2 separate regions of the Homo sapiens genome follow, and region 1 is linked to region 2. The links are chromatin loops, found by intact Hi-C in ENCODE. Cell type or tissue: dorsolateral prefrontal cortex. All regions are shown on one strand. Links, peaks and the distances in the headings refer to the core of each region. The heading gives the core; the rest is flanking DNA.

What was found. Hi-C counts contacts between places; a loop is a spot of excess contacts. Peaks named below come from ENCODE experiments on the same cell type or tissue, not always from the same donor. Only the 100,000 strongest peaks of a DNase experiment are listed, where the experiment ranks them.
Region 1: a loop joins it to region 2, with 3 times the contacts of the local background. A loop is called at or near these places in 18 of 110 quality-filtered maps.

The regions. Positions count from the first base shown.
Region 1 is chr1:234,829,916-234,835,304 of GRCh38, forward strand. All of the region lies in intron 2 of LOC107985365 (a long non-coding RNA gene), which reads right to left. Among named protein-coding and RNA genes, the nearest start is that of LINC02961, 73 kb to the left of the region's middle. In dorsolateral prefrontal cortex, for the core only: no CTCF peak of the experiment used is centred there; no DNase peak of the experiment used is centred there.
Region 2 is chr1:234,615,044-234,620,432 of GRCh38, forward strand. No RefSeq gene overlaps it. Among named protein-coding and RNA genes, the nearest start is that of IRF2BP2, 7.6 kb to the left of the region's middle. RefSeq lists an enhancer at 1,640-2,140. In dorsolateral prefrontal cortex, for the core only: no CTCF peak of the experiment used is centred there; no DNase peak of the experiment used is centred there; H3K27ac peaks cover 2,591 bases.

The sequences.
Region 1 (5,389 bases), core at 223-5,222, 220 kb after region 2:
GGTATTGATTCCAGAAAACTGCATTCAAGGAGATGAATAAAGGACAATGGAAGAAAGTCAACTCTTCACTAATCAAACAACCATAGGTTTTCAGCTCCAGGTGCTGGTTCTTCCATCTCTGCCTGGGATGTCTTCCTGCTCCAGGTCGCTTTGTTTTAAGTCTTCCACACCCTCCTGGTGTATCACAGACGATACCTCCTGCAGGAAGCCTTGCTTGATGCCTCCATTATCTCTCTTTCTCTCTCTCTCTCTATCCTTTGAACTCCATGGTTCTTAGCTAGTATCTCCCTGATGACACCTTGTATTTTCCATCCACATAATTTCCACATCTGTCTTAATGCCCACGTGGCTCTGTACCCCGCCTAAGGGCGGGACTACATCCTGTACATGATAGGTGCTCAATCAATATTTGTGGGATTTCATTAAATCCTGTTGAAAATCTTAACAAGTAAAATAATGAGGACCTGTAGTTATATTTGCTGGATTTAAAAGAGTCCTATAATAGTGTATAGTTAACTTTAAAAAGCAGATTATAAAATAGAATATATAGGACAACTCTGATTATGTGACTATAGATGCATCTTGTTGCAATCAGGGTCCTGGCTAAAAGCAGAATGTATCAAATAGGGTCCATAGGAAGAAGCTTTAGTGAAGGGACCCCTTCAAGAGCTGTGTGCAGAGTGAAGTGAACAGACAGGAAGGTGACACCCAGGCTAGCAAGGCGGGGCTCCCAGGACCCCATACCCATGAAGAACAAAGCAGGTGGAGAGAGTTTCTGGGGCCTGGCTAGGACTGGAACCATGCAGGGTGGGGGGCGGTGGTGGAAACTGAAGCCAGGAAGGACAAGCAGCCTCAGAGATGAGCACGGACAGAGAGACAAGTGCAGACACAGAGACGAACGTGGACACAGGGAGCGGCTGTCTCAGGATTTCTCTCTCTGCCCACAGGCTTGACTCCTGCAGGTGCCTCTCATCAGCTGAACTCACAGGAAGCCAGGGGCCAAAGGAACCTGGGTAATTCCCCGAGGGGGTCAGCCTCCCAGGCACAGCGGAAGGCAAAGGATGGCTCCATGGCGAGGGCAATGGATACTTACACATAACACACTCAGGAGAACCAGGAGGGCGTGCTCCAGAGGTGCACGGAGACGCGATTAGGAGGGACAGCCAGCTTTTTCCTTATCTTTTTCATTTTGTTTTGTTTTTAGAACAAGCATATATTGTTTCTATAATCAAGGGGAAAAATGGGTTTTCCATTCAACACTCTGACCTAGAAATTCATGCAGGAGAAAAAATAAAAAGGCATATTGAATAGTGATCTGTACTTTTTAAATCTCCTTCAAACATTTTCATCTCTACTTTGTAAAATTAAAGACACACCTAACTATTCATGTATTCATCCAGTCAGTGACTTATTTGTTCAACAAATATTTTTCAATACATTCTATGCTGGATCTTGGAGATAAGGCTGTTAACAAGGCAGATGTAGGGCCAGGTGTGGTGGCTCATGCCTACAATCCCAGCACTTACGGCCACCGAGGTGGGCAGATCACCTGAGGCCAGGAGTTCAAGACCAGCATGGGCAACATAGCAAGACCCAGTTTTTTCAAAAAATAAAAAAAGTTAGCCAGGTTTCAGCTATTCAGGAGACTGAGGTGGGAGGATCAATTGAGCCTGGGAAGTCAGGGCTGCAGTGAGCTATGATCGCATCACTGCACTCCAGCCTGGGGAACGGAGCAAAACACTGCCCCGCCCCCCCCAAAAAAAAGCAGGCATAGTCCTGGACCCACAAAGCCCAAAATCTGGCAGAGAAAATGGGCAGGGGACCATAAACCACAAGACAGAGAGGAAGGGTCCCAGGTGACAGGTGAGAGGTGGTGTGAAGCAGGCATGGTGCCCCAGTATGCACCTAGATTGAACTCTTCACTCGCCCAAAGAAGGGACGTGGGAGGCTGCTTCCCAGAATCACACAAGGCAATATCACTCTTTTTCCATGAAAGACTAGGGCCATAAAATAAGTCCGCACCTTCATTTCTATTGGGCTACCCTTCCAAACTCAGACTAGGTCTATGCAACATGAAGTGGATTCAGATTTTTTAAAAACCATTTTAAAAATTAACAAACTAAGTGAGTATTTCATTAACACGATACCACACCGTGGAGCTTACTAAATGAGTGGCTGCTTCCAAGTCCCTCCAGAGAGACGCCCATCCCCATTTCTACTGTCCCCTTGCTCTGCACAAGCCCTGGATGCAGCCTCAGCTTTCCTTGGCTTTCCTCTTTAGTAGCAGCACCTGTATTCTCATATTTGTGAATCCTTTTGAAACCCCCAAAATATGGCAGACTGTCATGTGATAGTGGTTGTATGTTTAATATTTCTTGATTAAGAAAATACATGACAAAAGTCTATAATGAATTTAGCCATGCTTTTGAATAAACATGCATTTTATTAATTATAGCCATCTACATAGATTCAACAAATAACAGCTCACATGGCTGGGAAGTGCTGCTTATTCAGTCCACACAGGCAATGCTTGCAGGGCACATGCATTCTCAGGCCTCTTGCAATAACTCTGGCTACCCTTCTACCCCAGGGATCTAAGGCTCCCAGGTCAGAAACTTGAGAATGAGTGATTTACCATCACAGGTTAAACCAGCTCCACTCCAGTCACTCAGACCGAGTGCTTCAGAACTTTCCCCAAAGTGGAAGAGGAACCTGCAAATCCAATCGAGACAGACTTCAAAAATTGCAACCATCAGAGTTGTAGGGAAATACGGGGAAAGGCTGGGTTCGAGCCTCAGATCTGCTCCACACTGTGCAACTGCTCTCTCAAAGCTTTGGTTTCTGTTTCTACAAAATATATCAATATCATCATCATCTCTATCCAGGGAGCCCATTTAAAAATCAGGTGCAGCTGCTTCGGTGAGTGATGGGATTAAGGATGATTGCTGTTTTTCTTCTTTAATTCTATTAATTTTCCACGTTTCCTACTATTATTATGTGCTGCTTTTATACTCAGAAAATGTGCGCTTTATTTCAATGCTTTGTAAACTACAAAGTGCATTACATGTGACTGTGTCCTTATCTGTGCGATGAGGGTGGAAATAGCCCTGAACTTGGGCTGCTGTAGGAATTTGTAAGTTGTCATATTCTTATTGAGCACCTACTGTTGAGTTAAGATGAAATGAATTAATACATGGAGAGCACGTAACATAGTGCCTGGCACATAGAAAACATCGTAATTGTATTTATCTGTTTGTTGATTGATCATTACTGCTACAGATACAGGAGGTGCACAGAGAGAGTGTTCAAGGACCAAGCCTATTCTCTGAACTTTGTTTTGACAGCTCCCATGGGCACATTGGGGACAGTTCAGTCTACCTCTCCTGACCACAGGAAAAGTAGATCAAGGTCAGGCCCCTAACACCACCGTAATCAGGATGTTGACTGGTCAGGGGCTATAAAGCAGCATGGCTCTGGGGTAGCGTCTTTAGATCTGAATAACTATTTTCAGAGACAGGGTGCTGTTTTAGTTCTGCTGGTCTCTACCCAAACAAAGCTTGCCATATGGACCTACTAAGAGTGGACACAGCTCTTGATGTGAAGTCATGGTCAAGCAGTTTTCCCTTTGCATGCAAAGAGGGGAATGAACTAACATTTACTGGTTGTCTTAGTCCATTTGGGCTGAGATAACAAAATACCATAGACTGTATCTTATAAATAACAGACATTTGTTTTTTACAGCTCTGGAAGCTTCTAGCTTATAAATAACAAATCTTTCCCACAGTTCTGGAGACCAGAAGTCTGAGATGAGGGTGCCAGTATGGTCGGGTTCTGGAGTGGCCTCTTCCAGACAGCCTGCTTCCTGCTTCGTCCTCACTAGCCCCTTACTTATGAGGGCACTAATCACCTCCGTGAGGGCTCCACCCTCATGACCTCATCACCTCCCAAAGACTTCACTTCCTAATACCAACCATCACATCAGGGTTAGCTTTCAACATGGGAATTTTGGAGAGGAGACACAGACATTCAGACCACAGCACCTGGGAATATTTTAGCATTCTGATAATACTCCAGCCATTGTGCAAAGCGCATTTTCATACTTTATCTCATTTTGGCTGACAACAACAAATGAGACAGGCATGATCATGTCCCAGTCTTCAGATGAAGAAACTGAGGCTCAAGTAAATGTAAGAAATTTACCTAATGTCAAACAGCTAATAAGAGGTCAAGCTGGGATTCTGACCTCAGTCTAGTTGACTCAGACTTCTGCAAGCCTCTCTTCCTAATTTCTACCTACTCAGAAACTTCTAGAAGCAATTTTGAATGCTGATCCTAATCTGCAAAGCCCATTTCAGTCTTCCAAGTGCAGAGTCCACAAACCCAGAAGCCTTTGGCCCTTTGCTCACTTACCCTTAGGCTTTTTCTTCTTCTTCTTCTTTTTTAATAACACAGATGGGGTCTTGCTATGTTGCCTAGGCTAGTCTCAAACTCCTGGGCTCGAGGGATCCTCACACCTCAGCCTCTCAAAACACTGGGATTACATGTGTGAGCCACCAAACCAGGTCTCTTTTTTTTTTTTTTTTCTTGACAAGGTCTTGCTTTGTCTCCCTGGCTGGAGTGCAGTGGCCTAAAAACAGCTCACAGCAGCCTCAAACCCCCAGGCTCAAGCAATCCTCCCACTTCAGCCTCCCAAGTAGCTGGGACTAAAGGCACATGCCACCATGCCTGGCTTATGTTTGTACTTGTTATAGAAACAGGGTTGCACCATGTTGCCCAGGCTGATCTCGAATGTCTGAGCTCACACGATCCACCTGCCTCAGCCTTCCAAAGTGCTGGAATTACAGGTGGGAGCCACCGCTCCTGGCTATTTTCAGCTTTTTTATCCCACAAATGGTAAAGAAAAATGGCCAACCATGTCTTGAGGTTCATCTGGGGGCTCTGAGATCCTTGGTCAGAGTAAGACATTCTTTAATCAAAGTTTGACGTGTATGGGATTGGGGTACCATTGAATTCTCTGTAGTTAAGGGACCTGATTCCAACAGCAGGTTGAAGGAAGGATAGGTGTGGAAGAAAGGTCTTTTCAAATAGAGGGACATCGTCGTTCACTTCAAATAAATGGAAGCCAATAGTGAGCTGTAAAATAAATTAAGGATAAATGGTAGGAATTGAGCCTATCATTAAGTATTTATAAATCAATAATTAAAGCCCATCCTCACTATCTCCTACCCATTTTCTCTTAACTAGTATTGTCTTAGGTCTACTAAGGTCAATGATAATTCTCAAGCCAGTAAGCTCTCAAAATCAGGTGCTAGAAAAATAATAAGCTCTTTTATCTTCAAAGATTAGAAACCCTTAACTAGACCAAACCACAGAACGTTAGCCGAGTAAG
Region 2 (5,389 bases), core at 88-5,087:
TGAGGCAGGAGAATTGCTTGAACCCGGGAGGCGGAGGTTGCAGTGAGCCAAGATTGTGTCACTGCACTCCAGCCTCGGCGACAGAGCAAGACTCCATCTCAAAAAAAAAAAAAAAAGTGTCAGAACTGATATCTAGGTGTGAGTCCTGTTGCCTGAGGATGTAGTCGAGAATATTCTATTTGCATTTTGCATTGTTAAAAATCATGTAAGCACAGCATAGAGCCCAGCAAAGGAGTGTTAACATCTGAGTGTTAACAGGAAAGGTGTTAAGATTTGCTATCTATACCTATATTTATAGGAAAAAGGAAAATTTTAATATAGTTCATAGAACAATCAATCCAAAGAGAAGTAAACATTCACCACAGACAAAAGGAGCTGACAGAGGTAGGGCACAGTTGCTATAACACCATGTCGAGTGTGGGACTCTTTAAATGGCACACCATTTTTATGCTAGTCTTTATGAACCTTGGATAAAAACTGATGTTGGTGTTAGGATAAAAGATTCAATTGTGGGAGTCAGTTGGGTGATGAAATGGTTTTGGCACTTACCAGGTTGGAATACTGCACCTCCAACTCTTTGTGATCTATTTTCTTAAAAAGAGGAAAAACTCATGAAATAATTTAATTCCAATTGTAGGAGTCCAATCCTGACTACTTTGCACTCAGACAAATAAATACAATGGGCTACAGGGTACCGAAAAGAAAAAAGTGTGAAACAACATTGTATAGAATATCACAGTTGCAAGGGTACAAGTTGTTCATAAAGTATGCCAATGAACTTTCATTGTTATTATTATTATTATTTGAAACAGAGTCTTTCTCTGTCGCCCAGGCTGGAGTGCAGTGGTGCGATCTCAGCTCACTGCAACCTCCACCTCCCGGGTTCAAGCGACTCTCCTGCCTCAGCTTCCTGAGTAGCTGGGACAACAGGCACATGCCACCACACCCGGCTAATTTTTATATTTTTTAGTAGAGACTGGGTTTTGCCATGTTGACCAGGCTGGTCTCAAACTCCTGACCTTGGATGATCCTCCCACCTCGGCTTCCCAAAGTGCTGGGATTACAGGCGTGAGCCACTGCACCCGGCCATGTTTTGTATTTCTTATGAAATAGAAATTAGCCAATATGAATTAGGCTTTCTCTTGACAAGATGAAAATATATTTTGCAAAACAATGCCATTCAGCAGGATAATTTGGCCTTACCAATGGAGTTTCACTAATCTATTCTGGTGACTGACTTACTTTAGTCTAATGGGCTCAGCAAAAAATAAAGTAAGCTTGTTATTTGAAACAATTATTGTATGTATATACTGCAGATTCCAATGATATCTCTCAGAGGTCTACACATTTAACAATAAAATTCTTTCTCCAACACCTGTTTTTTGGCATGGGAGGAGTAGTGGTCATTTTTGTAGGTAAAGGAGACACAGAGAGCTCCCTACACAAGGAAGGAAAGTTGAGCAGACTGACTGAGGACTGTACTTTATTAGTTGGAGTGAATTCCGGTATGCATTGGCACATCCATTTCTGTGCCCACATGGTAATGCCTCTTTGTGAGGCAGAGTGCAAAACCACTGGGAAAATTAAGAATCACACTCAGAACTGAAGTTCATACAGGGGAGAAGGAAACAGACATGCAGTAGGCAGCCTAGATGTGAGCCCTAGCAAGAGACTACTGATGGATTCCCCAAAGTGACTGCCTAAATGTAGTGTGTTTACTACAAAGCTTGTCACAGACAGCTAAAATGCAAATACAAATGAACTTTGATGTACTTCGTGGCAAGACTCCCAGCCCTTCGAGCAAATTCCTGAGTGAGGAAGCTGGTTCTGAAACATGCCTGGGAACTGCACACATGTGAACTTCCTGAGGCCTCTTCTCTTTAGCACTTAACAGGTAGCTGGATTTTAAACATTTGTCAGGCTGCTTTTATTCTGTCTACCTACCTCTCAATTATCTACCTATCTACCTATCCATCTATCTATCTTTGCATTATCAGACCAATTCATTATTCTTAACAATAGTTAAGAACATCAGTGTCTGTTCACTTTATGAACTGAGACACCAAGATAATAAGGAATCTGTCTTAAAACAAAGAAAATGTGTGGTTAAACGACAGTTAGAATTCAGGTTTCCCAAACTGCAGTTCTTTCTTTAGCCCACTGGTGGGCTACCTCCTATTTATATTTTCTTCATAGGTTCTTTTTTGCATACATGTAAATATCTATGCAGGAGATCACTGAGGGACCGTAGCTTCTCTTCATTCACCTGGCATGTGACCTGAGGCAGGTCAGCTGGACACCCTAGGCCAGTTTTTCTTGAGTGGAGGAGACGGTGCTGGCCTTGATGTCATTTCTGTTCTGACCTCTCGTGGTGGGTGGGGGTGATGGGAATACACAGGAATTTGACAAACCCAAGCCCAACATTCTTCTGACCCACATGGGATTACAAAACAATGCGGAAAAACTACCAGTAAATGCCTGCCCATTATTTGGGGGCATTGTGCCATCCAAATAAAGTCAGGAGGTTAAATGGCTACCAGAGCATCACATCATCGAGAACATCGTGTCTGCTTGGTTTGGGCTCAATCCCAGATTAGGAGACTCTAAACCACGGTCTATACTTAGTTTAAATTAGCCAGGGCAAAACATCTGTATCAGCATTAATATAAGCCCAACTTCAATGTCTCAGGGCTTATGGAAAATATTTGCATTTTTCTTTCCTCAAGAGACTGCCTTATTTCATATATGTATGTGTGTGTATGTGTGTTTATATATAATTTTATATGTATATGTGTGTATGTATATATACACGTATATGTGTAAATATACGTATATATACACGTATACACATACATATACGTGTATACGTGTATATATACATATATACATATATGCATACATATATATATACGGGCAAAGACTTAATATACTATCCACAGGCTATTCAGATTGTTCAAGAGGCTCTCAGTTGAAGAAGCAAACAGACAAACAAAACGGTTTCATACACAGGCAGGCATTTGGCTGAGTAGGTCGGCAGGATATGGAAACTTGCTTTGAGGTGTTTTTGGATTCTCACCTAGAATTCTACTACTTAATGGCTGTGTGGCTTCTTTGCAGGCTATATACTGAATTCATAAAGGATGTTATGAGAGTAAATTCAAAGAATTCTGATGTTTTGAAATTTGTTGTGACTTGGTTAACTATGGTGAAATGTTACATTCGTGTTACATTATGGCTTTTGTTTATACGGGTCTGATTATGGGATAACTTAATAAAGTTGTAAAAAACTCTATGTTTTTCAAAAATTCTGTGTTTTTCTTATGTGAAGAATTTGTTTCAACTATTCTTCAAACACCAGAAAAGGAGTCACCGTATACTTTACTTTTCATATAAAGATTACTCAATATATTTTAAAATGGGTGTTCCAGAATTAGACTTCCAGATTCCTTGAATTGAGAGTGTGGAAAAGGATAGGCAGCTCCTGTAATAGGAGACATTCTTTTAAAAGCCTGGAATGCTGAAACCCTCTTAGACTGAAAACATGTCAGGACATGCCTTTTTGGGATACTGTCAAACGGTTTAGGCTCAGAATTCCACATTCCGTACTTTTGAAGTTGTTTTCTGTTGGCAAATGACCTCTTGATTATTTTCATGTGGTGAGTATTCAGGCCAACCTTTTTGGTTCCAAGTGATTTAAAAACACACACACACACACACACATAAAAACAAACCACTCTGAAGTGTCCATATTTTAGCATAAAGTTAGGAATTATGCGAGTGCTGGGTGTATCACGGTCAATTCTGTGAGCCTCGTCACAGTTTATAGCCGAAGTCAGAGGCTTCAAAATCAGACACACATTGACCTGGAATGCTTTATTCTGCAGTGCTCATTCTTGATTCTCAGAAGTATCGCTCCTGTGAAAAACTTATCACCATTAGGGAGCTGTCATTTCCCTGGTAAAATTAAACAGCAATTTCATTCACCTTTGCTTCTTTTTGGATGAAGGCTGGCAATGGTTTAAGGAACAAATAAATGAATGAATAAATGAGTGGAGTTCCCTCCTCCTGACTCAGAAAGGTGCTATTTCCCCTCACGCAGGAGATACAACTTCCATGCAAGCCAGTTCTCCTACTACATAGAGCCCTTCTGTTTTTAGGAAGTTCTGATTCATGGATTGGAGAATTGAACTAAATTAGTATACTGTACAGCATGGGCCTGGTTAAATTAAACATAAATGCTCTGCCCCCTGCCACCCACCTCACTGTGACCACGGAGAGTTCATTTAACAGGCGCCACTGTCTGTGAGACCCAAACAAAGGTAGCTGACTTCAAACCCTGTCTACATTTGCCTTATTATAGACCATGTGTTAGTAGATGTTGTAATATTTTTTATGAACCAGTAGGATTCTCAGAATGCTTCAAAACAGGCATGATATTGGGTGATGATTTTATTTTAAGTCTCATCTCGATTTAATTTTGTGAGAATTTTTTAAAATTGTCTGTTTTATTGAGAAATTGCTCAGAGATCATATACAATGAGAAACTCGGCTAGAAGAAGATAAACAAAACAAGTATAACAGAGACAACGTTCTTTTAAAACATTTCATTTTGCAGACCAATAATAAAACTTGTAAATCTTTTAAAAATACTTTTCTTATGGTGTATAAATTCTGATATTTTACTTGAAGCTAATAAAGCCACCATAGAGAAGAAAGTTAATTTTTTCTTCTTTAAGCTTTCCATAGGTAGTATAATTTAAATAATTCTGTGGTACAGTTTCAACACCTCAGATTGAGCACTTTTGTTTACGAAGTAAGAACAGTAATCCTCATGTAAAAAGGTGGTATTGCTACCCTAGACAGCAGATGGTGTTATTAAATACACAGGCAAAGTCTAAGGTCATAAGGAACTAACAATTAACCAGAAATACGATCTGTCACAGTCGTTTAATGGGTAACCTAACAGATATATACCGCTTGTATTCTTCTGAGTGGTGGGAGGTAAATAGTCAAGCTTCAGAGCAGTTGCACAATCGTTTAGAAATATTGTAATTATATTCTTATTTAAGCATTTAGGGAAACCAACAAGCGAGAAAGAAAGTGAAAATCAGTGTGATTTCCTCATAATACTGTGTCCTGTTAATCTGCTTTGAAAAATACTTTACAAATTCAGACAGCACAATTTCATAGCTATCCCTGAATCTAACTCGTCTCCCCAAACTAGGAATGTCAAAATTTTGAATTTTTTACTGCCAGTCTCAGTTGTTCTAAGATCTCTTTACATTATCATAGGTATAATTTTTGCCCCTGAAGTTTTCGTCGTGTGAAGGTAAAAAATTGGAGCATACACAACAGCAAATGGAAGCAGGGTGGCAGGAGACAGCTGGGA